Linked DNA regions of Homo sapiens: region 1 is linked to region 2. A link is a loop called in an ENCODE intact Hi-C map of the cell type or tissue named here. Cell type or tissue: HCT116. All regions are shown on one strand. Each heading gives the region's core, and the rest is flanking DNA. Links, peaks and the distances in the headings are about the cores only. Region 1 overlaps DCBLD2 (discoidin, CUB and LCCL domain containing 2). Region 2 has its middle 190 kb from the start of LINC00973.

Region 1 (16,372 bases), core at 8,614-12,613, 280 kb after region 2:
CCTGACCAACATGGTGAAACCCCATCTCTCCTAAAAATACAAAATTACCCAGGTGTGGTGGCACATGCCTGTAATCCCAGCTACCTGGGAGGCTGAGGCAGGAGAATCGCCTGAACCTGGGAGGCAGAGGTTGCAGTGAGCCAAGATAGGGCCATTGCACTCTAGCCTGGATGACAGAGCAAAACTCTGTCTCAAAAAAATAAAAAAAAAAAAGAATGTGCAAGTTTATAGCAGAAGGGCTGGTGGCCTATTGGGATGGAAAATTTAAAGACAAGCAGTAGGAATCAGTTGGGATTATGACAGGCAGCTTTGGGTTTGAAAAAGGAAGTTCCAGATGTCAAAGCAGTTCAGACTGAGGGGAGGCTTTTAACTTTTTAGGATAACATCTATAAGTTTCAATATATGGAAAAGATATCTGCACTCCCATCTTTATCGCAGCACTATTCACAATAGCTAAAATATAGAATCAATCTAAGTATCCATCAATGGATGAGTGAATAAAGAAAAGGTGATGTATACACAATGGAATATTATTCAGCAATGAAAAAGAATGAGATCCTGTCATTTGCAGCAACAGGCATGGAACTGGAAGTCACTGTGTTGTGAAATAAGCCAAGCATGGATAAGCAAATATCACATGTTCTCACTCATATTTGGGAGCTAAAAACGTAAATCTCATGAAGTTAGAGAATAGACTGGTGGTTACTGGAGGCTGAAAGGGGAGGAGGTGGGGGGATGAAGAGAGGTTGATTAATGGGTACAAATATACAGTTTGATAGAAGAAATAAGACCTGGTGTTTGATAGATCAGTAAGGTGACTATGGTTTACAATAATCTGTTGTATATTTTGAAATAGCTAGAAGGGAATAAAGCAAATGTTTTAGCATAAAGAAAAGTATTCAAGGTGATGAATATCCCAATTACACTGATTTGATCTTTGTGAATTCTATGAATGTATTAAGTTATCATATGTACTCCCCAAAATAGGTACATCTATTATGTATCAATAAAAAAATTTAAAACAAAAAAAAAAAAAAAAAAGAAAACAACTCTACTCACAGAGAATGGAAAAAAGCAAAGCAGGACAACCACCCACTCAGGAACGACACAGGGCCAGAGGAGCCTCCCCCACCCAGGGAAGTGGTGCTGGAAAATCCGAGGTGACTGGGGACCAGAGCAGGCCCCTAGTTTACTGGAGTAGTCATGGAAAAGTGGCCAGACTGTTTCTTACATGGGTCTCCACTCCCATATCTCCTCACTGGGCAAGTCCTCCAGGCTTGGGTTTCCAGCCTCCCTTCACTGGGACTTTGGAGCCAGTAGCAGCTCTGCAGCAACCTGGGACAGAGCTCCCACTGGGAGGGTGGTGTTTCCATCTTTTCTGCCTTGCAGCCCTCACCTTTGCTGTTTCCAGGCTCTGGAGAGTCCATGGGACTGAAGCCTGGTCTGAACCCCAAGCACAGTACCCATCTCACCAAAAAGTGGTCAGACGGTTCTCCATGTAGATCCTGGTCCTCACTTCTCCTCACTGGACAGGGCTGCCTGACCTGGGACTCCAGCACAACCACTGTACCCCCACCTGACCACTTCAATTAGAGGCAGCCCAGCAGTTAAAGGAACACCCACACAGAGAGATGAGAAAGAACTAACACAAGAACTTCAGCAATTCAAATGGCCAGAGTGTCTTATGTCCTCCTAACGATTGCACTAGTTCACCAATGAGGGTTCTTAACCAGGCTGAGTTGGCTGAAATGACAGAAATAGAATTCAGAATATGCACAGGAATGAAGAGCATCGAGATTCAGGAGAATGGCAAAACCCAATTCAAGGAAACTAAGAATTAACAATAAAACAATACAGGAGCTGGCAGATAAAATAGCCAGTGCAAAAAAGAATCTAACTGACCTGATAGAGCTGAAAAACACACTACAAGAATTTCACAACCCAATTGCAAGTATTAACAGCAGAATAGACCACGCTGAGGAAAGAATCTTGGAACTTGAAGACTGGCTCTCTGAAATAAGAGAGTCAGACAAAAGTAAAGAAAAAAAGAATGAAAAGGAATGAATAAAACCTCTAAGAAATAAGGGATTATATAAAGAAGCCAAATCTGCAAATCACTGATATCCCTGAATTGGATGGGGAGAAAGCAAACAACTTGGAAAACATATTTCAGGATATCATCTATGAAAATTTCCCCAGCCTCGCTAGAGAGGCCAACAGTCAAAATTCAGGAAATACAGAGAACCCCTGCAAGATTCTACACAAGATCTCCCCAAGACACATAATCATCAGATTTTCCAATGTCTAAATAAAAGAATGTTAAAGGCAGCTAGAGAGAAAGGGCAGATCACCAACAAAGGGAACCCCATCAGGCTAGCAACAGACCTCTCAGCTGAAACCCTGCAAACTGGAAGAGATTGGGGACCTATATTTGACATTCTTAAAGGAAAAAAATCTTCAAGAATTTCATAACCAGCCAAACTAAGCTTCCTTAGCAAAGGAGAAATAAGATTCTTGTCAGATAAGCAAATGCTAAGCGAGTTCATTACCACCAGACCCACCTTTCAAGACATCTTGAAGCTAGCACTAAATATGGAAAAGAAAAACCATTAAAACACCACTAGGAAAATACACTCAAGTACACACACCAGTGACACTATAAAGGAACCACACAAACAAGCCAGCATAATAATCAGCTAACAACACAATGACAGGATCATATGCACACATATCAATACTACCCTTGAATGTAAATAGCCTAAATGCCCTATTTAAAAAGGCATAGAGTGGCATGCTGAATAAAAAAGCAAGACCCAATGATACGCCGTCTTCAGGAACCCATCTCACATGCAATGACATCCATAGGCTCAAAATAAAGGGATGGAGGAAAATCTAACAAGCAAATGGAAATCAGAAAAATGCAGGCATTGCAACCCTAATTTCAGACAAAACAGACTTTAAACGAACAAAGCTCAAAAAAGACAAGGGCATTACATAATGTAAAGCATTCAGTTCAACAAGAATACCTAACTATTCTAAATATATATGCACTCAACACAGGAGCACCCAGATTCATAAAGCAAGTTCTTAGAAACCTAAAAAGAGACTTAGGCTCCCACACAATAATAGTGGGAGACTTTAACACTCCACTGACAGTATTAGACAGATCATCTAAGCAGAAAATTAACAAAGATATTCAGGACCTAAACTCAACACTGGACCAAATGTATCTAATAGACCTCTACAGAACTGTCCATCCAAAGACAATAGAAAATACATTCTTCTGATTGCCACATGACACATACTCTAAAAATGACCACATAATCGGACATAAAGCAATCAGCAGATGCAAAAGAACCAAAACCATACCAGACACACTCTCAGACCACAGTGCAATAAAAATAGAAATCAAAACTAAAAAAAATGGCTCAAAACCATGCAATTACATGGAAATGCTCCAGAATAACTTTGGAGTAAATAATGAAATTAAGGCAAAAATCAAGAAGTTCTTTGAAACTAAATGAGAACAAAGATACAACATTCCAGAATCTCCGGGATGCAGCTAAGGCATTGTTACAAGAGAAATTTATAGCACTAAATGCCCACATCAAAAAGTTAGATCTCAAATTAACCTAACATCACAACTAAAAGAACTAGAAAAGTAAGAGCAAACCAACCTTAAAGCTAGCAGAATATGTATAATCAAAATCAGAGCTCAACCTGAAGGACAGTGAGACGCAGAAAAACATTCAAAAGGTCAACAAATCAAGGAGTTGGTTTTTTGAAAAAAATTAATGATAGGCCACTAGCTAGATTAATAAAGAAGAGAGAAGGGCCAAGAGCGGTAGCTCATGCCTGAAATCCCAGCACTTTGGAGGCCAAGGTGGGTGGATCACTTGAGGTCAGGAGTTGGTAATGAGCCTGGCTGACATGATGAAACCTCGTCTCTACTAAAAATACCAAAAAAAAAAAAAAAATTAGCTCAGCATGGTGGCATGTGCCTGTAATCCCAGCTACCCGGGAGGCGGAGGTTGCAGTGAGCCAAGATCACACCACTGCACTGCACTCCAGCCTGGGCAACAGAGCAAGACTCCATCTCAAAAAAAAAAAAAAATTACTAGCATTTCTGTACACCAAAAACAGTCAAGCCAAGAGCCTAATCAAGAACACAATCCCATTCACAATTGCCACAAAAAGAATAAAATACCTAGGAATGCAGCTAACTGGGGAGGTGAATGATCTCTACAACAGGAATTACAAAACACAGCTCAAAGAAATCAGAGATGACACAAACAAGTGGAAAAACATGCCATGCTCATGAATTGGAGGAGTCATTATCATAAAAATGGCCATTCTGTCCAAAGTGATTTACAGATTCAATGAAATTGTTATCAAACTTCCAATGACATTCTTCACAGAACTAGAAAAAACTACTTTAGAATTCATATGGAAACAAAAAGGAGCCCAAATAGCCAAGGCAATCTTAAACAAAAAGAAAAAAGCTGCAGGAGTCATATTACCTGACTTCAAACTGTACTGCAGGGCTACAGTAACCAAAACAGCATGGTACTGGTACAGAAATAGGTGCGTAGACCAATAGAACAGAGTAGAGAGCACAGAAATAAGGCCACATATCTGCAACCACCTGATCTTCGACAAAGCTAACAAAAATAAACAATGTAGAAAGGACTGCCTATTTAATAAATGGTGCTGGGATAACTGGCTAGCCATATGCAGAAGATTGAAGCTGGACCCCTTCCTTATATCATATCCAAAAATCAACTCAAGATAGATTAAACACTTAAATGTAAATCTCAAAACTATAAAAACCCTGGAAGACAATGTAGGCAATAGCATTCTGTCATAGGAACTGTCAAAGATTTCATGATGAAGACACCAAAAACAATCACAGCAAAAGCAAACATTGACAAATAGGATCTAATTAAAATTAAGAGCTTCTGTACAGCAAAAGAAACTATCAACAGAGTAAACAGACAACCTACAGAATGGGGAGAAAATATTTGCAAAGTGTGGATCTGGCAAAGGTCTGATATCCAACATCAATAAGGAACTTAAACAAGTTTACAAGAAAAAAGAAACATTAAAAAGCAGGTAAAGAACATGAGCAGACACTTTTCCAAAGAAGACACATATGTGGCCAATAAGCATAAGAAAAAAAGCTCAATATCATCGATCTTTAGAGAAATACAAATCAAAACCATAATGAGATACCATCTCATACCAGTCAGAATGGCTATTATTAAAAAGTAAAAAAATAACATGCTAATGAGGTTATGGAGAAAAGGGAACACTTAAACGCTGTTGGTGGGAGTGTAAGTTCAACCATTGTGGAAACCAGTGGTGATTGCTCAGAGTGCTAAAAGCAGGGCCACCATTTGACCTAGTAACCCCATTACTGGGTATATACCCAGAGGAATATAAATTGCACTCATATTGTTCATTGCAGCAGTATTTACAATAGCAAAGACATGGAGTCAACCTAAATGTCCATTAATGGTAGACTGGATAAAGAAAATGTGGTACATATACACTATGGAATACTATGCAGTCATAAAAAAGAATGAGATTATGCCCTTTGCAGGGACATGGATGGAACTGGAGGCCATTAACCTCACAGGAAGAGAAAACCAAATACCACATGTTCTTACTTTTAAGTGGCAGTTAAATGTAGCACATGGACACATAAAGGGGAACAATTGACACTGAGGCCTACTGGAGGGTGGGAGGAGGGAGAGGAACAGAAACAATAACTGTGGGATGCTAACTAGGCTTAGTACCTAGATGACAAAAGATACAGCAAACCCCCATGACACAAGTTTACCTATATAACAATCCTGCGCATATACCCTTGAACCTAAAATAAAGTTAAAAGGAAAACTACCTGTTGGGTACTATGTTCACTCTCTTGGTGGTGGGGTCTGTACCCCAAACCTCAGCACCATGCAGTATACCTATGTAACAAACCTACACATGTACCCCGTATCTAAAATAAAAGTTGAAATTAAATAATAAAATATCTGTATATACAATTCATTGATTTTTCAGTGTATTTAGAGTTGTACAGTTATCACCATAGTCAATTTTAGAACATATTTATCACCCCAAAGGAAATTCCTTAGTTAGTAGCAGTTATTCCCCATTTCTCTCCTCTTAACCCCCTACAATCCTAGGAAACCACGAATCTACTTTTTATTGCTATAGATTTGCCTATTCGAAACATTTCATATAAATGTATCACATAGTATGTGGTCTTTTGTGACTAGCTTCTTTCACTTAGCATATTTTCAAAGTTTATCAATGTTGTAGCATGAATCAGTACTTCATTTCTTTTTATGGCCAAATAATATTCCATTGTATGTATATACACCCCATTTTGTTTATCTATCCATTCATCAGTTGATGAACTTTTGTGTACAAATGTTGGTGGGGACATAGGTTTTTAATTCTCTTGGGCATATACCTAGGAGTGAGATTTCTGGGTCATATGCTAACTCTTTGTTTAATATTTTAAGGAACTGCCAAACCATTTTCCAAAACAGTTGCACCATTTTACAATTTTACTAGTACTGCATAAAGACTCCAGTTTCTCCACATTTTTGCCAGTGCTTGTTATGTCTTTTTTATTTTCGCCATCCTAGTGAGTGTATGGTGGTGTCTCACTGTGATTTTAATTTGCATTTCCCTGATGGCTAATGATGCTGAGCATCTTTTTATGTGCCTGTTGGCCATTTGTATATCTTCTTTGGAGAAATGTCTGTTCATATCCATTGTCTGTTTTTAAATTGGTTCCTTTGTCTTTTTAATGCCACATAATAATATTCTTTATTCTGGATATTAGATACATCTGTTTTCATTGATATATCATTTGTGAATGTTTTCTCCCATTCTGTGTGCCATCTTTCTCTTTCTTAATGGTGTCCTGTGAAGTACAAAAGTTTTTAATCTTGATGAACTTCCATTTATTTTTATTTGTTTTCTTGTGCTTTTGGTGTTTTATCTAAGAAATCACTGCTTAATCCAGAGTTGTGATATTCTCATATATTTTTTTCTAAAAGTTTTATAGTTTCAGCTCTTGAGTTTAGATCCACTTTATTTTGTATGTAGTTTGAGGTACGGGTCCAATTCATTTGTTTGTTTGGTGGATATCCAGTTGTCTCAGCATCATTTGTCTAAAAGATAATTCTTCCCCCCATTGAATTGTCTAGGCACCCTTGCTGAAACTCAGTTGACTATAAATTTGAGGGTTTATTTCTAGATTTTCAATTCTGTTCCTTTGATTATGATGACTTATACATTGCTATCAGAAATCTCTGGGGCAGATGGATTTTTCTGGAGCTAGGCTGTGTTCTTATTAGCTGGGAGCATTGTAGTAATGACAATTTTCTGGAAGGCTGTTTACTTGGGAAAAGCTTTTAAGAAAGACATTTTAAAGCTTCTTAATTGCCTGCTTTATTTGATGTTGTTTTCTTTGTAGAGTTGTAAAGGTCAAAGTGTGTACTTAAGGCTTTCTTTATCTTCAGTCTTCTTGGCTCTCCTTGTAGCTGTCCATTTTGAATTCTTATTTTTCTCCTTGAGAGCTCTTTGAACTTCCATGGAATTTGAGAGCAACTTTAGTGAGTTGCACATTTGCATGGCATAGTTTTGGAGTCTCAGCACTGCATGCACTTACAACCAAAGCCCTGTTCTGATCAAATAATCCATAGTTGACCAGATTTCTGGCATGTGGCTGGAAGATAATGGGGCCAGCTGGCAGTCTTCTTGTGGTTTAAGTGCCATATTGGACCACACAGTACCTTTCATCCCAGGCTATTAATCTTAGAAATTCAACTTCTAATCTTAGAAGTCGGAAATTTTTTTGGTGGAGCAGAAAGTGGAAAATTGATTCTTGTTGATGCTGGGCAAAGATTGACAGGAATAACTAGAGAACTGGTAATTCAATTTGCCTGCTCTTCTGGTTGGTCAACTGGGTGGTAGTGAGCCCCTATTTAGGCATCTATCCTATTAAATTCCTAAAGCACAGATTTAGCTTAACTGTCATTCAAATGCCTGTGGTTTATAACTATTAATTTATACACTTGCCTTGAAAATACCCCTTTCTTACTGGTACAACACAGTTATTAAGCTCTAGTTCAAGACACATTTTAGTTGAATAGTAAACACAAAATTTCTTCAGAATTATGGAATAAAATGATCGATTATCATATGCTTGCTGTGGTAACCATTAATTTAACAAATATTTATATACTGTTCAGTGTGCTAGGAGCTATCTCCATCAAGGGTATATTGGCTACCCTTGACACAGTTCTTTAATCAAGCGTTTATATGTAAAATCACTTACTTTTGTGATTGCCTTGGGGTCTTCTTCCAGGTTTTCTTCCCTGCAGGTTAGTAAATAACTGGACTTAGCCAAACATGCTAATGATCAGAAACTTTTATTCATCCATTGATTCAATAAATAAGTCTCCTGTATACCATATGCTGTTATTGCTACTGGAAATACAAAGGTGAGGACAAACAGCCTCAGGCTCTGTCCGGGGACTAGGCTTTATAGAGTGATTTTGCTTATAACTCTATAATTACACCAACAAGTCAGGCTTACATATTAACATAACACATTACGTTTGACAACACAGAATAGTCATCTGTTTATTAAAACAAACAAAACTTAAGTGCCTACTGTGTGCTAAAGGAATTTGACTTGTGAAGCTGAGGGACAGCTTCTGTGAGGAAGTGGCAGTGAAGCTGAGCTCTTAGAGAGGAATCAGCTAAGCTAAGTAGTAGTGGGAAAGCCTTACAAGTCGAGAGAGCAGCTTGTGCCAGGGGACCAAAACAAGACTGGAGCGGCGAGAAGCCAAGGCAGGTACACACAAGACTGCAGAGTAAGACAAGGCCAGCACTTCAAGACTCTGTAGGCTGTGTTGAAGGCTTTGCTGTCTAACCTAAGAGAAGGAAGCCACTGAAATGGTGTGTTTTGTTTTGTTTTTTTTGCTTTTTTTTTAACCAAAGCCACTTTTTACATAGCCTATGAACTTGGTCTTAATTAGAGGCAGATTAGTTCTTGCTCAGCTGTATTGGTTTCTAGGCAGAAAATGTTAAATTTTAGAAGTTTTATTTCTTTAGAGCAATGCTACTGCAGCTTCCGTGTGCTTAAGAAATTACTGAGAGGACTTGTTAAAACAGATTTTTGGGCACCACCGCCAGAGATTCTGTAAGTCTGGATGGAGTTCAAGAATTTGAATTTCTACTAAATTTCCAGAAGGTGCTGATGCACCAGTCCTGTCTCTGGACCAGATTTTAATTAGCAGTTATTAATAGTTAGAGCCATAAAATTAACTCTCTTTGTCATTATTTTCCTTATGTGCAAACAGCAAAGGGTCATTTTTAGTTATATAATAACCAAGAAATATTTCTGTGTGTGGGTAGCTGTATTTTACAGAAACCACTTTAAAGCTATAAATTTTACTTATCTATGCATGTTCTAAATATATATATATATATATATATATATATATATATATAAATACACATATACATATATGTGTGTATATGGTATGTGACTTCCTGAGGTGATGTAGTAAACAGTATTGAGGGGACATTGCTCCAAAAATCAAGAAACTTAATATCAGAAAGAAATTGTGATTAACAAAAGTTGGCAAAGTTTTTAGTACCACTTTGACAGTGCCATTGAGATTTTTGAAAATTAGAGTAGTACAGTTTGGGATTCTGAGACACTTGGAGTTTCAGCAAGGTAATCCTGTATATTAATGGAATCAGTTTTTTATTTTTGTTTTTCTAGATCTAATTACTTGTTTGGACACTGCATCCAATTTTTTGGAACCTGAGTTCAGGTATGATTATATTTGTGACTTTTTTTTTTTTTTTTGCTTAAATGTTACTTTTCATTCACTTCTTCATTTTCATTCTGTATACTCTTAGGGTTAATGTATATTGTGTGATACATATCATTGTTCCGAGACTTCAATAAATTAGAGCTTACTTAAAGCATAAAGCCATTTAGTTGCATGTTTACATTTTGCTTTTATTGTAGCATTTAGATCTGCAAAATGAAAGTATCATTTTAATATGCTTTGAAAGTAGAACTAGTTGCTTTTCAAAATCTAGCAAAACTCCTAGTAAAAGTTGAAAAGGTATTTATCTTTTTTCAAAAAATTGAAAGAGCATGGTTTTGGCTGTTATAGAATTCTGCAGTGTTGTTACTCAAGTACCATTTCTACTATTTCTCTTCTTTATGCCTTTGTCTCTTGCCTAGACAACTTCTAATCGAGTTCCTATTTCTGTTTGCTGGCTGCCATTCACACTGCTGCCAAGTTGTTTCCAAAATACATATCTGATCATTTCCCTGCATAAAAATCTTGAGAAACTACTTATTATGATAAAAAACAGTTGTCCAGATTTCCTTAACCTGGTCTTCTCGTTCTTTCACAAGCAGTCCTCAGGCCATTTTTCCAGTCTCATCTTATGTTCTCCATATTGAAATGACTCTTGAGTTATTTACAGTGCTCTGAGCTCACAGAGCTTTTACCAGGAACCACTTGCCTCCTCTGCTTGGCAGATCATTCTCATCTTTCAAGAGCCATCTTACTAACTTTTCCGAACTTACTACCACTTCCCCCCAAGAACCTTAATTTTGTCTTCAAGAATGGTTCTGTGTGGGAAGGGTGCCCTCTTCAGCATTTGAGGGGGACGTTAGCTGGGGTAACCCTAGCATCAGTGTATGGTAGACAGCCCTGGCAGAGGGTCAGCTGCGCTCGCGCCACTCTCCAGCTCCATGATCTGCCACAACAAATCCAAGCTCCCATTATCCCTGTCCGGGGCTGCTGTACTATTGCCTAATGGTGTCCCAGCCTCCACTCATGATTCCTTGCTATCTCTTTTCTTCCCAGGAGCCAGAATAATCTTTTTTAAAAATACTAATCAGATTATGTATGTAAGCTGCCAAAATCCTTTACTGGCTTCCTATTTTTACTTAGAAATATATTCCATACTCTTCACCATAGCCCACAAGGCTCCTGCATTACCTGCCCGTCTGTCCAGTCTTCTCTCTAACTAACCTTAGTTTTGCTCTCTGGCACCTACTTGCACTGCCGTCCCCACTTCCGGACACACACTAGGCCATCCTGCCTCATGCTGTGCTCATCCCTCTGACTAATGTGCATTTCCCACCACTTGTTCTAGTGACACCCCTTAGCTCACTGCTGAGGCTTCACTTCCTAAGAGCCCCATCCTGCCACCCCCATTCCCTGACTGGGGGCGGTACAGAGTCCTGCATAAGAGCATGGACTCCAGACCCCATTTGCTACCTGCTAACTGTGTGAATGGGCATACAGTTCCTTAATTTCCCTGTTTCCTAAAATGAGGACAACACTAGCATCTCCTCCATAGAGTTCTTATATGGATTACCTAAAGCACTTAGGGTGCTACCTGGCAATTCATTAAGTTTACTGAATTATTGTGTTACTTGTATTAAGTTAGATTTCTTGCGGTTATTTCAGCATGACTTCATAGCAGAATCAAAATCAATTATTTGTGTAAGTATTGGTTTAATGTCTTCTACCACTGGAATATAAACTCAGTGAGGACAGGGGCAATATTTGTCTGTTTGACTTTTGTAAACCCAGTACCTAGTACTGCCCTACACTCAACAGACAGCATAATAGACACTCAAATAAATGTGTTGGGTGGATGGGTAGCAGCGTGAATGAATGCACCTCTTTTAATACAGCTTAAATTGGATCAATAGAGGGTTGGTAAAATGTATTATGGCATATCCACAGAATAGAATATCATTTAGCTCTTAAATTTGATGAGTAGGTTTTATAGTAGAAACATGTCTACCATTCATTATGAAATAAAATAATCAAGGCAGTATGTAATAAGACAAAAAAATGTTTCAAATGTGTGAGTAAAGACATATTATATATATATGGATGGAAGAAAGTCTGAAAGGGCTTTTTAGAACTGGTGGTCCTGGCCGGGCACAGTCATTCACACCTGAAATCCCAGCAGTTTGGGAGGCCGAGGTGGGCGGATCACCTGAGGTCAGGAGTTTGAGACCAGCCTGGCCAACATGGTGAAACCCCATCTCTACTAAAAATACAAAAATTAGCCAGGTGTGGTGGTATGCACCTGTAATCCCAGCTACTCGGGAGGCTGAGCCAGGAAAATCTCTGAGACCCAGGAGACAGATGTTGCAGTGAGCCAAGAAGGTGCCATTGCACTCCAGCCTGGGCGACAAGAGTGAAACTCCGTGTCAAAAAAAAGAAGTGGTGGGTCTTTGAGGGTAGTGAAATTATGGTATTCACCTTGAACTGAAAAATGTGTCTGTGATATTTTTGGGGGGTTGCTTTTTTCCCTGTAAAATACAGCATTATGTAACCTTTTGCTTGTTTTCATTTCTCAGTAAGTACTGCCCAGCTGGTTGTCTGCTTCCTTTTGCTGAGATATCTGGAACAATTCCTCATGGATATAGAGATGTAAGCCAGATATAAACTTATTTGAAAATTGTGATATAACTCTATTTTTTTAGAACTCCAGAGTAGTTAGAGGTGTGTTAATCATATATCCTTATCTTTTGCCTTTTTAAGACATTTTTTAATCATATGTGTTTTATTCTTTTTCTTCTGCTAAAACTGTTGTGTTACAGTACCAATAATCTATTTTTGTTTATGAAGTTTATGAAGAAACTGCCTAGATTAACTGATTTCTCAGGAAGTAGAGTGTCTTGTTTATGAATTATTAAGAGAAAATTAAAAATGAATCTTTTCTTTTCCCTTCCTTAAGTCCTCGCCATTGTGCATGGCTGGTGTGCATGCAGGAGTAGTGTCAAACACGTTGGGCGGCCAAATCAGTGTTGTAATTAGTAAAGGTATCCCCTATTATGAAAGTTCTTTGGCTAACAACGTCACATCTGTGGTGTAAGTATATATGCAATTTAAAAAATATATGCTATATATAATTAGCATTCTGGGTAGCACTGGGCTAAGAACTAGCTAGATCTCAGCAGTATCACTGTTAATGGTGTTCATGAAAGAACATTTAGGCAGTAAGCACTCACATTAGTGTGCTCAGTGTCTGTTTTTTTGTTTTGTTTTGTTTGAGACAGAGTTTCGCTCTCATTGCCCAGGCTGGAGTGCAGTGGCGTGATCTCGGCTCACTGCAACCTCTGTATTCTGGTTTCAAGCGATTCTCCGGTCTCAGCCTCCCAAGTAGCTGGGATTACAGGTGTGTGGCACCACGCCTGGCTAACTTTTGTATTTTTAGTAGAGGCGGGGTTTCACCATGTTGGCCAGGCTGCTCTCGAACTCCTGACCTCGTGATCCACCCGCCTCGGCCACCGAAAGTGCTGGGATTACAGGCGTGACCCACCGTGCCCAGCCAGTGTCTGCATATTTTGAAGAGTACAGGTGGTGTTGTACTACTTTAGCTTATTGTTCTTCAAAAATGTAGTCATTTGGAAGAGTAATGTGTTTCTTCTGTCTTTTCTAAGTGTTAAAAAAAAGTCTACATAAGAGTCTAGAAGTTTGTTGCCAAATCCTTATTTATTTTACAGATTGAAAGGCTTAACTACTGTGTTCCTTATAGCACATGGGGATTCAAGATAATTGAAATACTTTAAATATAAATTTAAGTTTGACATAAAGTGTTACATCATAAGCATTATTGTGAATCTTCCTTTCATTCTAAGAGAATATTTTGAAGATGTATTTTCATGGTAACTATAGTGTTCTACTGTTTTATAAAACGTAGGGTAGGCATCAAAAGCAAGAGAAATTGAAACATTAAATAGAAATGCAGTGTTAGCAATCTGTTTTTATAAATCTTGTCTCTTAGATCTGCTCAGTCTTTCAGACAACACTAAGCCTAATTGAAACCAGCTTTTCTTCAGAGGTCCTAGGCCAATTTTCATTCAGAAGACACAAGCATCATCCATATCCAGATTGGTATACAACAGGATTCAGCAGATTTGTTCTGTAAAGATCCAGCTAATAAATATTTTAGGCTTTACAGGCCACATGTCGCTGCAGCTTATTCTTTTTTTGTTTTATTTATAGCTCTTTATTCTTAACTCACGGCCCATACAAAACAGGCCATGCATGGGCAGTCATTTGCCCATCCCTGGTATAGATTCAACTACCTTCCCTTCTTTTTTTTTTTTTTTTTCTAGATTATTTTATGCAGACCCTTTCATTCCTTTACCATGTTATACCTTTAGAAAGATTTAGTGTTTGTGAATTCTCTCTTTCATACTTTAAAAAAGAAAACAGGGATAAATTGCATCCTCTTGTAATGGTTTGTATGTTGGACTAAAGGCAGGAGTGTACACTGAAACTTCTTCCATGAGATGTTGATTTCTCCTAAAAAAAAAAAAAAAAAGAAAAAGAAATCTATTAGTACCCAACTTTTCTCATGTTTATCCGAAAAAACTTGAGCCTCATTCTCTGAGAATTAGACCTTTTAGTGTATTTTCATCGAAAGCATTTGCCACAGAAAAGTGTTAAGAATCCATTTATTTCATGAAATAAAGTAGTGAGAGATTGACAGTAAACAATGAGTAAATACATATGAAAAAGAAGTACATATTAAAGATTACATAGAGAACTTTTGCACAATCACATATGAAACTGGGTGCTAGATACTTGTAGAGAAAGCTGTTTATGCTGATTTCAGAAGTTGTCCTGCTTAGAAATGAGACTTTTTTCCTAGGAACAATATTAGTTGTCTAATTTTTAGCCACACAGTCTTCTTGGTTCTTTTATTGGGTGGGGGGAACCAAATCAAAAGAAAATGTTTCACTAAATATGGGGCATCATGTGTTATGTGAGTATCACCAAAAAAAACCCTTCTCTCTTTCAGGGGACACTTATCTACAAGTCTTTTTACATTTAAGACAAGTGGTAAGCCTTTTATGGACTTTATAATTTTTTATTTATATAATATTTTTTGAACACTGTTAGGCACTGTGTCAGTTGCTGATTTATTGTACTTTCTCACGTAGTTGTCTTAATAACACTATGAGGTAAGATAGTTATCTAATAATATAATGAATAGAGCAAATTGAAAGTTTTATATTTATAGAGAAATGGTCATGTAAGCAAGGAAGGTTCCTTAAGAAAGATGACTTTTGAACTTGTCTGAAGAAGTAATCAATTCGTTCAACAGAAAATACTTACTGAGTGCCTTCTCTTTATGTGCCAGGCATTGCTCTGGTTCGAGTGATAGAGTAAAGTGAACAAACTCCTGCCTTCCTGGAGCTTACATTCTAGTAGTGAGAGATTGATGATAAGCAATGAATAAATTTCTGTTTATAATGTACTGTTTACAATATGATAAAAGATGTAGGAAAATAAGGAGGACTGGATTGAAGTTGGGAAGGGCCTTCCTCCCAGGGAAGACCTCAGGGAGAATGCAACATAGGCCAAAAACCTGAAGGAGGTAAAGGAGTGAGTTACTCAGTTATTTGGGAAGAGTGTCCCAGGGAGAAGATAATGTATCTCCATTAAACTAACAGTCATGCTTATAAATGAGCATGTTTGTAGGTTTCCTAATGATACACAAAGACATATGCCCAAGAAACACTTGCCTAGTTTTGAAATTTCTCTGTTACAGTGTATTATTAGTGTAGTGTATGTTAATTAAAGATGGAATAGAAAGTTTTCAGTGAGCAGGTCTACATGCATTTTGAAATTATACCTGGAAACCAAATTTAGTCTTTTCTTTGTTTCAGGATGTTATGGAACACTGGGGATGGAGTCTGGTGTGATCGCGGATCCTCAAATAACAGCATCATCTGTGCTGGAGTGGACTGACCACACAGGGCAAGAGAACAGTTGGAAACCCAAAAAAGCCAGGCTGAAAAAACCTGGACCGCCTTGGGCTGCTTTTGCCACTGATGAATACCAGTGGTTACAAATAGATTTGAATAAGGAAAAGAAAATAACAGGTTAAGAGACAAAAATTTTCTAAAGCAATTTGTAACACTTATTTTATTTGAAAAACTAGTAACATCTAAGATTTTCAGAGAAAATTAAGGCATTAAAATTGTAATTATATGGTTTTATATTTTCTTCACTGATGTTAATATTACTAGAGACACATTTTATGAAACATGGCAGAGAAAAGGAGTTATTTGTGTTGGTCAGGGTTCTCTAAAAGGACACAACTGATAGGACAGATGTATATATAAAGGGGAGTTTATTAAGGTGTATCGACTCACATGATCACAAAGTGAAGTCCCACAGTAGGCCATCTGCAAGCTGAGGAGCAAGGAAGCCATTCCGAGTCCCAAAACCTCAAAAGTAGGGAAGCCAACAGTGCAGCTTTTAGTCTATGG
Region 2 (16,372 bases), core at 6,576-10,575:
ATTAGATCTCGATACCTGTTTAATTCTGAACTATGAAAACTTTATTCTCATGATCAGTACTTCCCTGAGGTGCTCTTTCTACGGGAGTCTCTTTTTTCCCTTAACATGGTTTCTCTTTCTTGCCCACATGCACTCCTCAGGCATTTGATGGAAGCATACACTAACTCCTTCCTTGGAAGTGATACTGATAAATGAGTATGTATCAGGGGCAGAATGGTGACCAGTTAGCTACAAAGTCAACTTGCAGCAAAAGCACAAAAAGGTTAGCTTTTCTTTGACATCAATAATGAGGACACAATTTCTTATGATATTTCCTTAGAAATTGCAAAGTGCAGAGTGAAAATACAATGTATTTTTAGTTCTTTGCCTTTCCTCATCCGTTGAAAAAGCAAGCAACTTTTTTCTTAAATTTAAAACTCATTAATCACTTCTGGATTACAGATTAATTTTATCTGAACATTTCCATAATGTCTGAATCCACACATCAATTATGTATACACACACACACACACACACACACGTGTATGTGATTTTATTCAAAACCAGGCCATCTAAAAAATTAAAATGGGAGGCTCAAAATAAAAATGGGAGGCTCCAAATAAAACATGATTACTTTCCAAGATTTCCACTGTGTTCTGATTTCAAATATTGAATTTTTTTTCTGGGATCTGTTGTTGTTTAAATTGTCTGTTCACCAAGCCATGTTCTCAGCTGGAGCACTCAAAAGCAGGGACATATTTCTGTATATATTTTTAAGGTTCATTCACATTATGTTTGAAAGTTGCAATAAATCAACTTAATTTGAATCAGTCCATAAGTTTATATGCCTGTCTAAACTTTCTGTTTGAATATAAACCGTAAGTGCATATTTTCCCTTTAATCATTTTTTTTTCTGTTTAAATGCTGTTTCAAGACTTCAATATGTGTTTATTCGCATTGTTGATTTATTCATTCATTCACCCATTCAGCAGATATATACCATGCTTCTTCTATGTGACAGATCCTATATTGGTAAGTGTGGAGATATAAAGACAAATAAGACATGATCTCTATGTTAAAGGGCTCTCAGTCTGGCAGCGGAGTGGGGCTTTGTAGTTCACATAGCATTTTCAAATACTTATTCACCCTCAATGACCATTACAGTGGGTTTCAACTGGAATGCAATGAGAATCACCTGGGAAGCTTTAAAAAATTACCAGTGCCTGGACCCCACCTCCGGAAATTCAGATTTGATTTCTCTTGGGTCAGGCCTGGTCATGGGCATTTTTTAAAAGTTCATGAGATGATTCTACTATGCAGCCAAGATTAAGGACTGCCGTTCTACTGTTATTTAATTGCTGTGGTTCTCCTTGGACACCATACTGTTTCCCATGCCTGAGTTTTTGCTTCTCTATCCCTGTACTTACTACTTTACATTGGAATCCTTTTTCTGGTTTTCAACAACCCTCTCACCCCCTGACACACAGACACAGTTTTGAACTCCATCTTATCCATCTTGTAGACCTGAGTGCCTAGCACAGTACCTTACCCACAGTAGGAGCTCATTGTTTGTTGAACCATCTTCAACTTGATCACAAAATATACTACTTTGTGTTATCTCTTCTACTTCAGCACAAAAGATGAAATCTTCCATCTGATTAGATCTACTATTTCATTTTTGTCTCCTTCTTGCTAAGGACCCAGGGCAATTGCCCTGGAGCAAGGCAGGAGGACAGGAAAAGTGGTACTGTGATGTTCTACACTCAAAATCATCCCTCCTCACTAATTCCTATTGTTTCATACCTCAACTCCCTCTCTCTGTGCTACATTTGGCAGGAAAGTAAGGAATGTGGCCATTGACCTAAAGCAACCCAGCTCATCCAGCCAAGGTTGCTGTCGGGAACCTCAACAGATCTTCATTAAAACAATTTTTCCTACTGACCCTTAAAGATATACCCAGCTGGGTCAAAATTCAAAATATGCACCAAGTTTAGACCTTAACTGTAAAATCTATAGCACTCAATACTTACGAAATTTCTTTCTTGATAATAGATCTTTACAGTGTATTTTTCTAACGGAATGAATGTTGTTCAAATGTGTTAGGGCCATCCCAAGAAATACAAACCAAGTACTTTAATTCTTCAAACAAGTTAAACTATTAGTATTACCAAAACAATTTGTAAAATTTAATAATACAGTAAAAATAAAATATTAAATGCTTTATACTAGTTTCTGGGCTTAAAACTGACTATTTTGTTGTATATGTGAATTTTTATAAACATGAGTAGAATAAAGTTGTTTAACATCATAATATTTAATACCTTTATTTTATTGTTATTTACAAAAATTAACATATGTTACACACATATATATGTAGTATATGTCTATATGTATGTATATGTAGTGTATGCCATAAATACTAACAGAAAACATGCTCTCATAGAGCATTTTAGCTCCAGTTTCCCCACCAGAAGCATTTTAGCTCCACTTCTGCTACCAGCATAAGGACGAGTTATTCATTTGGGCATGCAATGGGGTTTGTATAACAGGAGAAGAAACCTGAAATTATGACTCAGAACTTACATAGCGTGGGACATGTGCCCCTCCTCCTCTCCATAGAGAGAGAAACATTTACCCTGAAATGCAACCAAATTTTCTCTGATTATATTTTTTTTAGCTTTGTGTGCACACTCAAATCTCATCTTGAATTGCAATGCCATAATCCCCACATGTCATGGGAGGGACCAGTGGAAGGTATTTGAATCTTGGGGACAGTTTCCCCCATGCTGTTCTCGTGATAGTGAGTGAGTTCTCAGGAGATGTGATGGTTTTTTAAGTGTCTGGCATTTCCCCTGCTGGCATTCATTCTCTCTCCTGCCACCCTGTGAAAAGGTGCCTTCTGCCATGATTGTAACTTTTCTGAGGCTTCCCCAGCCATGCAGAACTGTGAGTCGATTAAACCTATTTTATTTGTAAATTACCTTCTCTTGGGTATTTCTTCATAGCAGTGTGAGAACAGACTAATACATCTGGGAAATGGAGGGGAAGGGCTTGACCATGGAACGTAAGCAAGTGGCTCTGGAGAGATGAGTCTCTAAATCTTTCTGGAGCAATGCACCATTTCTACTTTCCAGCACATATTTGCTATTGAAACCTGAGCTATACAAAAATATAAAAGTATTCATGGAGAACTGTCTCCCAATAAAAAATGTACAGATATTTTCTGTAAATAATTTGTAACATTAACCCAATGTTCTTTCCTTTTTGTAGACCCTAGTGTTTCATGAATTTCCACACATTCTGGACACTAAGCTAGAAGTAGCCACATATCCACTCAATAGTGACAGAAACAACACCATATGAAGCAAAGCCGGGATTCCTACATTTAAAATTCTGAATCAAAGCATTAGAATATTATAATTTGGCTGCCAGATTGTTGAACATTCTGGATTCAGTGGAATACAGAAATAAAATGGTTTTCGGCTTTTTTTTTAAACGACTTTCACTATGCCAGGAGGGCTGTTCATTTACCACCTCTTTGTAAAATCTCAGTCAATTTCCATAGTTTTCCAGCCACTTCCAGTTATCAAAAAGTTCGATCCAATTTGTCATTTCAAACTTTAGTCTTTTATCCACGCTTCCTCTAGTTCAAGTTAGCTGTGGCCTGAAGAATATGGAATAAGGAAGGGGCATGGAGTGCTCCATTAACTCATCTTTGTTCCCTTGCTGAGTCCCCTTCTCTTGTGGCATGTGGGAAGCAGACAGGAGAAACGAAAGATTGGAAGCAAACGTTTCTTACTTATCTATAGCTACAGCAGTCCTCTCTGTGAGATGATCTTGATATGATGGCCCTCGAATGGACACATAAGTGGGATCTTTAGATGACCCTTGTTGGGTCTTCTAACTAAAATTTCTGCCTGAGGATATTTGGTCTAGATTGACATTGTCAATCTCCATAAGTGTCTTCCTATACTCATTCAACCCACAGCCTCTTGCTTCTAGGTTGCCTTTGCCTGGAAGATACTTTGCCTATGAGTATTGCATCCATCCTGCCATGACAGGGGGAGTGAGGTGTACCCCTGCTCCATTTTTATCCCCTCCCTCATTTATGCCATATTTCTCCAGTTCCTTTTCTTTTGCTTAATTCCACACAGAGAGCAGCTCAGCAAGTTATCCACCTGGGCATACATCCCACAGAGAATGAGATGCCAGTGGCTGTCTCCTCTAATCTCTAGGATTGGCTCCTTTGGATCTCTTGACTCAGGGAAGGAAGTGATTCCTCAAGGAACCACTATCTATCGCTTCTGTAGAGGAAGTAAAAGTGTTTCAGTTATCTCTGCTTAGACTCCAATTATTCTCAAATTTCTGTAGTCTGTATAGTTTCTGCTCATATAGATAGGTAGTCAGGATACAGTGATGTTTGAAGTAAAACAGCCAACTTGGTCATCTTTTAATAAGACCTGAAAAGGTCTGGCCCCAATAGTACTCATTAAGTAACCTTATTAGAACATGGGGATTCTATGTGTCCTTCTGCTTCTAATTCTGGATCCCTGTTTCCAATTCTGGAACAATAGCAAGTCTCACTTGACAATGTGTTAGGTAGGGTAACAAGTCCCTTAGTTTCTTAGTTAAGGGACAACTAATTAGAATTGTTCTTATTGGAATTATTCTATATATTAGAATTTCTAGTCTTAGACTGCTTCTGATACATACAAATGCATTCTTTTTATTTACATCACCAAATAATCTGCCTTCTGCTATTCAAAATTTTATTAAACACTGCTTTTCCTAAGCTAAGTAATTAATCAGGCTAATGTAATTTAATGCCAAAAGTGATTAGCAGTAAAGAATGTTCTGGCTAGAAAGAACCATTATAAACTCAGTGAAATTCTATTAAGCAGTAATAATAGTGGATTTTAAAAGGTAAAATAGTTTTTCCAAGGTTATCAAATTAATTAGTGGAAAAGATAGAACCAGAATCCTGACCTCCTGACTTCTGAAAGAGGAAATTTTCCCAAATACATCATGATTTTTGTTTTTTTGCACAAATCAGCATGACCCAACAACAAAACTCACGTGAACCAAAAACATCCAGCTAGTTATACTTATTTGATGGCATATCTCTGGGCACCATGATCTTAAATGGCCATGAAACAATTATGACATAACATAAATGATCAAATAATTCCTTTCTGTATTGTATAACCTGTCATGAGACTGAGCCATGTGTTCTGTGAAGACAGGCAAGTTCAATACTCATGCTGAGTCATACTTAAAAATTGGCACATGTATTTGGAATGCACGTGGGAAAGACATCATTGCACAAAAGTGTGTATTCAGAAGAGATAGCAAGTTTGGCTTAAAACCATAGAAACCAAGTTTCCGGGCAAAGTATGTCATTTTGCAGCTGTTTCCTGCATCTGTAACAATCTTACTACAGTTAACCAGATTAAGTTGGAGGTGTCAGGATATAACCTGGGAGCATGTCTCTTGATGACTCCTCTGGGGTGTTGGGGAATTTTAGTATAAGCAATTACTAATATATCTATAATAAGCTATTGTAAGATGTACTAAGATCAGTGAATAAGAATAATTATAACTCTAAACCATCTTTTCCACAAACTTCAAGAAGTTGAACTAACTTTGCTAAAACATCTATGGGAAATATACTTCTCTTAGGAAAATTGAGGTGGGCATATCTTTTGGGAATGTCTTTGGAAATATTTATAGGAGGGTAAGCTGACATCCAGAATAAGGAGTACAGCCCAAGAAAACTAATTTAGTTCCATAAAGTGGACATTCCAAAGTCCAAAAGCAAGGAGACACAGGGGGAACAAGGGAACCATATATATAAACCAAAAGATTATATATGTAGTGATAATGGTTCCTCAGCCCAGCTTCCTTATTTGGGCTCATTGATATAACTAATCTTTATTGAGCTCTTAACTTCTGCCAATAATGGGAATATAATAATATTAGACAAGACATGGTCTCTACCATTCAGGAATTTATTACCTCTATGGGAAATAAATTAGTACAGCAATAATTACAATGAGAAATGACACTAATTGTATCACTTCCTGCATCTTGCTTTGCATCTCTCTTATGTCTTGATATACAGTTCCTTGGGTATGCTAATATTACTCCTACTACAGGGTAAGCTCTTTGGGAATAGTGATTATGTCTTTGAGGCTTTTGCAGTGCTTGGAAATGCCAAATATTTTACAAGCAAAAGGGATTACTTTGACTATGAGCAAAGCGTTACAATTTATGAACAACTTTTAAGTCCACAAAGTCACTTGGCTAAGGGCCACTATAACCCTATGAAATGTTTAGGGCCTGTATGATTATCCCTATTTCTTAGTCAGTGAAAATGAGGTTTGGAAATCTCAAATTGATTTCCCAATGTAAGTGGTAGAAGAGGCACTAGGCTCTATTTTCCATTCCCTCTGTTATTCCTATGATTATGTGTTGCCTCCTTAGAACATGATAAATGATCCACAAGTGTGATCCATGTTTGAAAGAGAGATAGATCATGTGAGTAATCAAAAAGATGTCATAAAAATATGGCATTGAGCTTATAGTATTGCTTCAAGACCTCTCTAATATTAACCATATTTAAGAATTTTTTTGCTATTTTATTAATTTGTATTCCAATTTGCTCTTCTGATCAATATTGAGGATGCTATTTTAAGTTGAAAACTTCTAGAGAACAAGGCAATATTTTTGTATATGAGGAATAGTATTCTGAATACCTGTTGGTAATAAGTACCTGATTTTCAATGACTGGGTAATTTATCTTGAAATTTTAAGACTTAAGACCACACAATTGTAGAGCTAGAAATGACTCTAGAAATAAAGTAGTAAAATTGTCCTACATGTTTTTGCCATGTAGTGGCCTTTTTATGAGCCTCCTCCCCCCATAGTTCTCCCCTACTTATTTTTAAATATTTTGCCACTATTATTTAGTCCAAAAATAAAGAAAACATGTCACAACTCTGCAAGGAATGCACAAACTAATGTGAGATGTAAATCTGTAATTAAATAACTGTACAATAAACATATTATCCTCTATCTTACGCCCTTTCAATCTGCTTCATCTCAGGAAATGGTGCCACTGTTCACTCAGCTGCCCATGTCTCCAGCCTAGACTTCATCATTCATTCCTGTTTCCCTCATTGCCCAAATCCAATCCATTTGAAGTTTACCAGCATGGCTACTGCTCTTAATTCAGCTCAATTATCACTTCCTTAGAAAGACCATCCCTGACCTCTTGATTTAATGCAGCCAGCCTCCCTGCTGTGGTTTGAATGTGTTCCCTCCAAAATTCAGGTGTTGCCAATGTGATAGTGTTAAGAGGGAGGGCCTTTGACAAGTGATTAGGTCATGAGAGGTCCTCCCTCATGAATGGAATTAATGCCCTTATAAAAGAGGTTTCCAGCAGCATTTGGCTAGCTTGCCCTTCTGCTTTCTGCCATGTGTGCCACAGCATTCCTCTCCTCCCAGAGGATGCATCAACAAGGTTCCCTCTTGGAAGCAGTGAGTAGGTCTCACTGGAAAACCAAACCTGCCAATGTCTTAATCTTGGACTTTCCAGCCTCTAGGACTGTGGGCAATACATTTCTGTTCTTTATAAATTACAGTCTGTGTTATTTTGTTATAGTAACACTCCCCAACTTCTGCTACCCTCTATATTCTTAAACTGCTTTATTTTTATTAATGGCACTGATTACTACCTGAAGTAATATTATTTTAACATTTATTTGCTTATTATTTATTTCACACTAGAATGTATAAAAATCATGAGGTTAAGTACTTTGTATTATTCTCTGCTGTATCATCAGTTACTAGAACACATAGTGGAAAGTCAACAAATATTTGGGTGGATGACTAGAGGGATGAATATATGGACAAATGAATGGATAGACATATCAACCAATGGATTATTAAATGGATGAATACATGAATAGAATGATATAGTGAGAGTACAATGAAAAGAAATGAGGAATCATGGCTGAAGGAAAAGCTAAAGATAGATGATAATCAGTTGGGTCTTAAAAAAAAAAAGTAGAAGTTAATAAGACAAATTAGGTAGAGGGGAGCAGTGCCAGCTAAGGAAGCTAATACAGACATGAGAGTGGGTATAGATCTTTCAGTGAGTGTGGAATACAAGGTATGGATCAGAAGCCACAGGAAAAGAGCAGTTTATTAGATTGAGGCTATATATCTAAAGACCTTGTATCCTTGCTAAGGACTTTGGATTTGCTCTTTGAGTAATATGGAAGAGATTTTATAAATAAAAGTACCACGATAAGATCTGTGGTGAACATGGGTTGAGCACACTTCACAGGGAAGAGCCAGGAGTCAGGAACAGAATTTAGGGCTTACTTTCAACATTACCAACTATACTATCAACTATGAGTGGAGGACCTAGGCCAAGGATGTGGCATGAACATGAACTTGGAGAAACATAAATAGGACATATTTCTGAAATAAAATAAAGTGACAGAATTATATGGTTGCGTTTGAGAAAGGGGGAGATGAAAAACTAAGGGTGATTCCATAATGCCCTGCTTGGGACCTGACAAGAGGGTGATGGGTTAATGAAAGTAGGGAAGCCAGAGGAAGGGTCAGGAAGTAAGAGGAAAAATAAGAGTTCAGTTCAAAGGAACAATATAACATATGGGGGTTGATTCGATTTGTTGGGTAGTTGGATATTTGGTTTGGGAACTGACAGAGAGATTGATCTTAAGAGTACAATGTTTATGAGCATGAAACTATAGGTGGTAGTTTAAGCTATGAGAGTGTCCATCAAGCAAACTTTGTGTATTAATAATTATTTTCACACCTTTAACTTATAAAAATAAAGCTTCTAATCAGAGCTATTGATTAGGACCCATGCTAACACAAACATTATGTTGATGCTTTGAATATAAAACAAAGAAACTTGAATTTTTAGTTGTCTTTTGTTGAATGTATGATTTCTGAGTTTTTTTTTTAACATACTGTCAATAACAGTCCTTATTCTTTGCAAATATCTGGTAGGGAGGAAGTCTGGGGCCTTCAAGTTAGGAACCAATGACCTAGTCCAACCCTTTAGGGAAAAAATCCTTAAACCCAAGGCATTATATCAGTTTAACATTAATTAATTCTTACCTTGAACTTGAATATGGAGGCTCTGTAGCCATGGAAGCTCCTTGTGTCATCTTTAGGATTTCCCTCAGCTCATTTGATACAGAAGTAAAAGAATATGGGTTGAGCAATATATTGACCCAAAGGCCACTAAGTTCTGACCAGCTCTCATTTTACCTTTACCTATGCTCTTATCCAGGGAAGTGGGGAGATGTGCACAGGACAACAGGACAAGGAGAAGAATGACAGTGGTAAAAGGACATGAGAGAGAAACATACAAATTTTGCCAGTCTTGTCCTTAATAAGGAGCAAAAGCAATATTAAGAAGTTTTGTCTCTAGTTTCTAGAAATATATAAGTAGATTGTCAGTTTACTGGAGGTATGATAGAAGAAAGCCAGATCAAGAATATGAAAATGGAATCTGCTTAAAAGCAGAAAATTTTTAATTTAACTACAGGGAAAATGCTAATGCTCTTAAAAATTAAAAACGTATTTGAGAATTATTAGGGAAACAAAAGTATGTATTTGCATAATGCCTATGTCTGCAGTTAATTTTTACATTTCCAGTCCAATTATTATTACTCATTGTTATTTAAAATTACTTATCCTTTTAAATTTCCCAGAGATACTAAACATAACCCCCATAACATCACCCTATGGAAATTTGCTGTGGAAAAGATGACTTTGGTGGCACATGGCATGTAGGCAACCTTATAATCCTAGTCACAACTGCAAAATGGGCAGTTTGTTATTGGAAGTGAAAAGACTTCTCTCTCAATTCTTAGAAACTCAAGGTGTTCAGAATTAATTTTTCAAGATTTCTAACTTTTCATTCTACCTTCCTTCTCACATCCCAGTAAAAATGATTTATCCTGAATTATAACCACTGTAGGCTATTTGAGAAGAGGTATGGCCCAAATTCTACTTAGAAATTCCATTCTCGCACCCCTTAGCTATGAGAATGGCCTTAGACAGGTATGTAACCTCTTTAAGATTCATTTCCCTCATATATACACTAAGAATAATTGGTCCACATAGTAAGATTGTTTTCAGGACTAGAGAAGATACTACAAGGATGGCCCTCAGTTCCACAGCTGGCACATTGAAGTGCTTAAAATATTTAAATATATTGTTTGACATAATTCAACTAAACCGTAAGTAGGAAGGACTGACCAGCTTTAAACATTCAGGGTATACCCACACTTTAAAACTGAAGTCTATAGCTGAATTAATTTCTTATTAATGGAATAAATAATAAAAAATGTATTATGTGCTTTCTATGCACCATATTATGATTTACCTATAACATCTTATTTAATCCTCAAACAATTCAATGAAGGAAGTTATAATATTAGAGGAATTTTACAGATAAGGAAACTGAGGCACAAACAGTTTAAGTAAATTGTCCAAAGTCACACATAACTACCAGAGCTCAGATTCAAATGTAAGCCATCTAGTTCCAATTTAAATTGAGAATTTTCCCACCTCCCTTTTATTTACTATGTCACCCAAAACCCAGAAAAAAGTGGAGCAGCAATTTTCCACCTGAGAATCAATCATTGCTGACAAAAAAAAAAGATTGCTTCAGAGAGGAAGAACAAATGTTTAGAGAGAAAGAACAATCAAAGGAGACTGACAAGCAAGAAAGCAAAGAAGAGAGGGGTGATGGATAGATAAATTTCCAATACTAGCCTCAATTTTCATTTTGGAAGCTCTTCATCATAATCAGGAAGATAATGAAAACTAAAAACAGAACAAATCAGTGGCTTTAAAACTGAAAAAAAAAAATTAGTTTTTCTGGCCAGACAAATAAATACCAGAGCAATATTCCCAATTTGCCCATAAAGCTCCATCACTGGATTAGGAATAAAGACATGTGGTCCTTGCTCCTGCTCTGACTCAGTAACTTATACAAGGTAGAATCTTTGTTTCAAGGGGTAGAGAGGTGAAAAATATCTGAGAGAGCATCATGCCCCGTTGAAACCTCAAGGCATAGGGGATGAAAGTGCTGATAACCAAAAGTAGCTTATAACAATGCTGACTAGATACATCAACAGTTTTCTGTGTGGTTGTCAGAGTGAATGGGAGCCAAAGACAGTCACCTGGGAGTGTCTTTTGTGACTTCAAGGACTACTCAACTCCCCTCCTCCACTTCTTTTAGTGCACGAGTGCAATAATCTCAAATCAGAAACAAAAGAAAGAAAAATACACTCTTAAAATTCTTCCATAGTGCCCCTAGCACTCATACATTTTATTTGTAAAGTGATAAGATAATTTCTGAGGTTCTTTTTGGTTTTATTGCTCAATGATAACTTCAAGAATCAGTGAAATTCTAAGTGTCTCGCCTAAAAAAATTTTAGAAAATATATTTATACTATAAAGATGTGTAAAACATAGTAATGAGTATGTGTGAACAACTGAAATAAAAAAATGTTTATTAATATGCAAATTCCATATTATACACTGTTAAGTAGTTATTATTTAAAATTTCAATTATGCTTATAAAGAGGTTATACAACATGAACAGATGCTTCAATTATTTTACTAAATGAGAAAAGGCAAATATAAAATTTTATGCACAATACGGTCACAATCATAATTCAAAATGTACAGGAAAAAGACTGGGTGGAAATATACAAACTGTTAGTATTGGTTGTTAATAGGTAGTAGGAATAGGCATAATTTTCCTCTGCTCTTCTAATTTCCAACTTTCTACAAGTGTGTTGTTTTTATTAAAATGTTGATCATCTATATATATTTTGGGATTTCTTTTTTAAAAAGTTTAAACTATTTTATATTGCAGCCAGCACCGGGTAACAGCATTGGGCAACAGAGGACAAGCAGGCAGAGGCCCAGGTATCCATGAGCTAGAAGCCTTACCTAGTAAACTAATCATATAGCCACAGTCATGTCACCTGATAGGATGTAGACCAACTTAATTGTGATGGAGAACCCAAAGAACTCCAATTTCTTCAACAAATAATTGTTGACACTATTATTTGTTAATGACAGGATTTCTCCTGATGAAATCTGAAATCATTTTACCAGTGTGATAGTTAATTGTATGTGTTACCCTTACTGAAACACAGGATGCCCAGATACTCGATTAAACAGTATTTCTGAGTGTGCCTGAGGGTATTTCTGGAAGAGATTAGTGTTGGAATAAGTAGATTAAATAAAGCAGATTGCCCTTCCCAATGTAGTGGGTAGCATCCAATCTGTTAAGGGCCTGAAGAGAACAAAAAGTGGAAGTGAGAATTTGCTGACACTGCCTGACTACTTGAGCTGGGACATTAATCTTCTCCTGCCTTCAACTCTCCTTGTTCTCAGGTCTTCAGGCTCACATTGGAATCTGTACCAAAAACTCCCCATTTCTCAGGCCTTCCAACTACACCACTGTCTTTCCCGGGGCTCCAGCTTACAGATCACAGATTGTAGAACTTCTCAGCCTCCATAATCACATGAACCAATATTTTGTAATATATATAATGAGATACCCTGTCGATTCTGTATCAATATCCTACTGGTTCTGTATCTCCAGAGAAGCCTGACTATTCCAAGCAGACATCACACACTATTCATGCCAATAAAAGGTTCTGAGATCATTTTATTTTTTATGATAACCTAGGCCATGTTCTGATATTTAGCCAGCAACACAATCAAAATTAATTAGTCCATAACATGGTTCTATATAAGCAAATATACAAAGTAAAGCCTGCTCATCTTTCTGTAAACTTGCTTTCATTTTTAAAAAGCTACTTCTGGCCCAATGAGAGAGAAGCACAAAGACAGCAGGAGCTAAACTTTGTCGCCATTCAGACCTTTGAAGAATTTTCAAACCATCTACTTGCAAATCTGAAGAAATAGTAATGAATTTCAATAGAGGAAAAATACCATCAATCATTAATTTGCTTAATTTTGTTGGCCAAGTTCTTTCATACACTAAACAGGAAAAGAAATGACTCCACAAGGAACAGGGAGATGTGAATGCAGAATCTTGGTCCCAAAACCACATTCCCTGGCACCCACTGTGGGATTTGTTTTAAACCCTAGGCACCAGCAATCTCTGTCTTGGAAAATCCATCTAGGGCATCAATCAAGCTGCAGGAGATGGTCTCTTTTTGACTAAGCAGAGCCTTGAGAGGAAAATCAGGGGTAACCTGAAATGAAGGCTCCTAATAGAACACTGCTTCTGCCCACATCAGGGCCTTCCCAGACAGTGAGGGCTGAAATCAGTTGCCAAGAAAAGCCTTCAGGGTTCAATTAAGAGCAGTGAGATGTTGGAAAATACTTAGCAAAAACCAATCTTTCAAACCAACATAGAATGTAAAAATTCTGGATGTTGTGGGCAATATATTACACTAGATCCTTCTGATTATATTAGGTGTATAATTAGAACTTCTTTACCAAAAAAGTTTGGTACAAGGTGAATAAGACTCCTAAGGTCTGCCCTAAAGGGTAGACCAGGTTAGAAGAGAAGAAACATTATTTTTAAAAAGAAATAAAGACCTACTGACTAAAAAGAGAAAATATCTCAAATCAGTGGCTATAAGACACAATTTCAGGGATATCTACCTTTGGGATAATATATTCATTTTTCTTAAGAACAACTTGAATTAACTGAAAAGCAAATACCTTGTGATCAAGAATGCTAGAACCAGAAGCAGCCTTAAAGATTATTTAATCCAAACCTCCTCATTTTCTTATGAAGCTGCTGAAATTCAGTGAGGTTTAATGGCTGCCTGTATTAGTCCGTTTTCACTCTGCTGATAAAGACATATCCAAGCCAGGCACAGTGGCTCACACCTGTAATCCCAGCATTTTGGGAGGCCAAGGTGGTTGGATTACAAGGTCAGGAGTTCAAAACCAGATTGGCCAATATGGTGAAACACTGTCTCTACTAAAAAAAAAAAAAAAAAAAAAAATTAGCCAGGTGTGGTGGCACATGCCTGTAGTTCCAGCTACTCGGGAGGCTGAGACAGAAGAATCACTTGAACCTGGGAGGCAGAGGTTGCAGTGAGCCGAGATCATGCCACTGCACTCCAGCCTTGGCAACAGAACAAGATCCCATCTTGCAAAAAAAAAAAAAGACATATCCGATACTGGGCAATTTACAAAAGAAAGAGGTTTAATTACAGTTCCACATGGCTAGGAAGGCCTCACAATTGTGGCAGAAGGCAAGGAGGAGCAAGTCACGTCTTACGTGGATGGCTGCAAGCAAAGAGCTTGTGCAGAAAAACTCCCCCTTATAATTCCATCAGATCTCATGAGAGTTACTCACTATCACAAGAACAGCATGGGAAAGACGTGCCCCCATGATTCAGTTACCTCCCATTGGGTCCTTCCCACAACATGTGGGAATTCAAGATGAGATACAGGTGGGGACACAGCCAAACCAAATCATTCCACCCCTGGCCACTCCCAAATCTCATGTCCTCACATTTCAAAACCAAGCATGCCTTCCCAACAGTCCCCCAAAGTCTTAACTCATTTCAACATTAACTCGAAAGTCCACAGTCCAAAGTCTCACCAGAGACAAGGCAAGTCCTTTCTGCCTATAAGCCTGTAATATCAAAAGCAACTTAGTTACTTCTTAGATACAATAGGGGTATAGGCATTGGATAAAACAGCCATTCAAAACTGGAGACATTGGCCAAAACAAAGGGGCAACAGGCCCCATGCAAGTCTGAAATCCAGGGGGGGCAGGCAAATCTTAAAGTTCCAAAATGATCTCCTTTGACTTCATGTCTCAAATCCAGGTCATGCTGATGCAAGAGGTGGGTTCCCATGGTCTTGGGCAGCTCAGCCCCTGTGGCTTTGCAAGATATAAACCCTTTTCTGGCTGCTTTCACAGACTGTGTTGAGTGTATATGGCTTTTCCAGGTGCACAGTACAAGCTGTCAGTGGATCTACCATTTTGTGGTCTGGAGGACGGTGGCCCTCTTTTCACAGCTCCACTAGGTGGTGCTCCAGTAGGGACTCTGTGTAGGGCCTCTGACCCCACATTTCCCTTCTGCACTACCAGAGGTTCTCCATGAGTCCCCAACCCTGCAGCAAACTTTTGCCTGGGCATCCAGGTGTTTCCATACGTCTTCTGACATCTAGGTGGAGGTACCCAAACCTCAATTCTTGACTTCTGTGCAGGCTCAACACCACGTGGAAGCTGCCAAGGCTTGAGGCTTCCACCCTCTGAAGCAACAGCCTAAGCTGTACCTTGGCTCCTTTTAGTCATGGCTAGAGTGGCTGGGATGCTGGGCACCAAGTCCCTGGACTGCACACAGCACAGGGATCCCTGGACCAGGACCACTAAACCATTTTCTCCTGAGCCTCCAGACTTCTGATGGGAGGGGCTTCTGTGAAGACCTCTGACATGCCCTGGAGACATTTTGCCCATTGTCATGGGGATTAACATTAGGATCCTCATTACTCATGCAAATTTCTGCAGCAGCCAGCTAGAATTTCTCCTCAGAAAATGGGTTTTTATTTTCTATCACATTGTCAGGCTGAAGAATTTCAAACTTTTATGCCCTGCTTTCCTGATAAAACTGAAGACCTTTAACAGCGCCCAAGTCACTTCTTGAATACTTTGCTGCTTAGAAATTTCTTCCACCAGGTACCCTAAATCATCTCTCTCAAGTTCAAAATTCCACAAATCTCTAGGTCAGGGGCAAAATGCTGTCACTCTCTTTGCTAAAACATAACAAAAGTCACCTTTGCTGCGGTCCCCAACAAGTTCCTCATCTCCATCTGAGGCCACCTGAGCCCAGACTTTATTGTCCATATTGCTATCAGGTTTTGTCAAAGCCATTCAACAAGTCTCTAGGAAGTTCCAAACTTTCCCACATTTTTTGGTCTTTTTCTGAGCCCTCCAAACTGTTCCAACCTCTGCCTGTTACCCAGTTCCAAAGTCACTTCCATGTTTTCAGGTATCTTTTCAGCAGCACCCCACTCTACTGCTACTAATTTACTGTATTAGTCCATTTTCACACTGCTGATAAAGACATATCCAAGACTCAGCAATTTACTAGAGGAACAGGTTAAATTGGACTTCAGTTCCACACAGCTGGGGAAGCCTCACAATCATGGTGGAAGGCAAGGAGGAGCATCACATCTTACTTACATAGATGTCAGCAAGCAAAGAGCTTGTGCAGGAAAACTCCCCCTTATCATAACCATCAAATCTCAAAATACGTACTCACTGTCATGAACACAGCATGGGAAAGACCTGACCCCATGATGCAATTACCTCCCACTGGGTCTC

What was found. Hi-C counts contacts between places; a loop is a spot of excess contacts. Peaks named below come from ENCODE experiments on the same cell type or tissue, not always from the same donor. Only the 100,000 strongest peaks of a DNase experiment are listed, where the experiment ranks them.
Region 1: it touches region 2 in a loop (2.8-fold over the local background); 3 of 110 quality-filtered maps call a loop at or near these places.

The regions. Positions count from the first base shown.
Region 1 is chr3:98,818,812-98,835,183 of GRCh38, reverse strand. DCBLD2 (discoidin, CUB and LCCL domain containing 2) reads left to right here. Exons shown (of 16, transcript NM_080927.4): 4 at 9,818-9,869; 5 at 12,443-12,515; 6 at 12,823-12,956; 7 at 14,896-14,936; 8 at 15,767-15,982. Among named protein-coding and RNA genes, the nearest start is that of ST3GAL6, 64 kb to the right of the region's middle. In HCT116, for the core only: a CTCF peak has its summit at 10,705; no DNase peak of the experiment used is centred there; H3K27ac peaks cover 1,104 bases.
Region 2 is chr3:99,097,640-99,114,011 of GRCh38, reverse strand. No RefSeq gene overlaps it. Among named protein-coding and RNA genes, the nearest start is that of LINC00973, 190 kb to the right of the region's middle. In HCT116, for the core only: no CTCF peak of the experiment used is centred there; no DNase peak of the experiment used is centred there.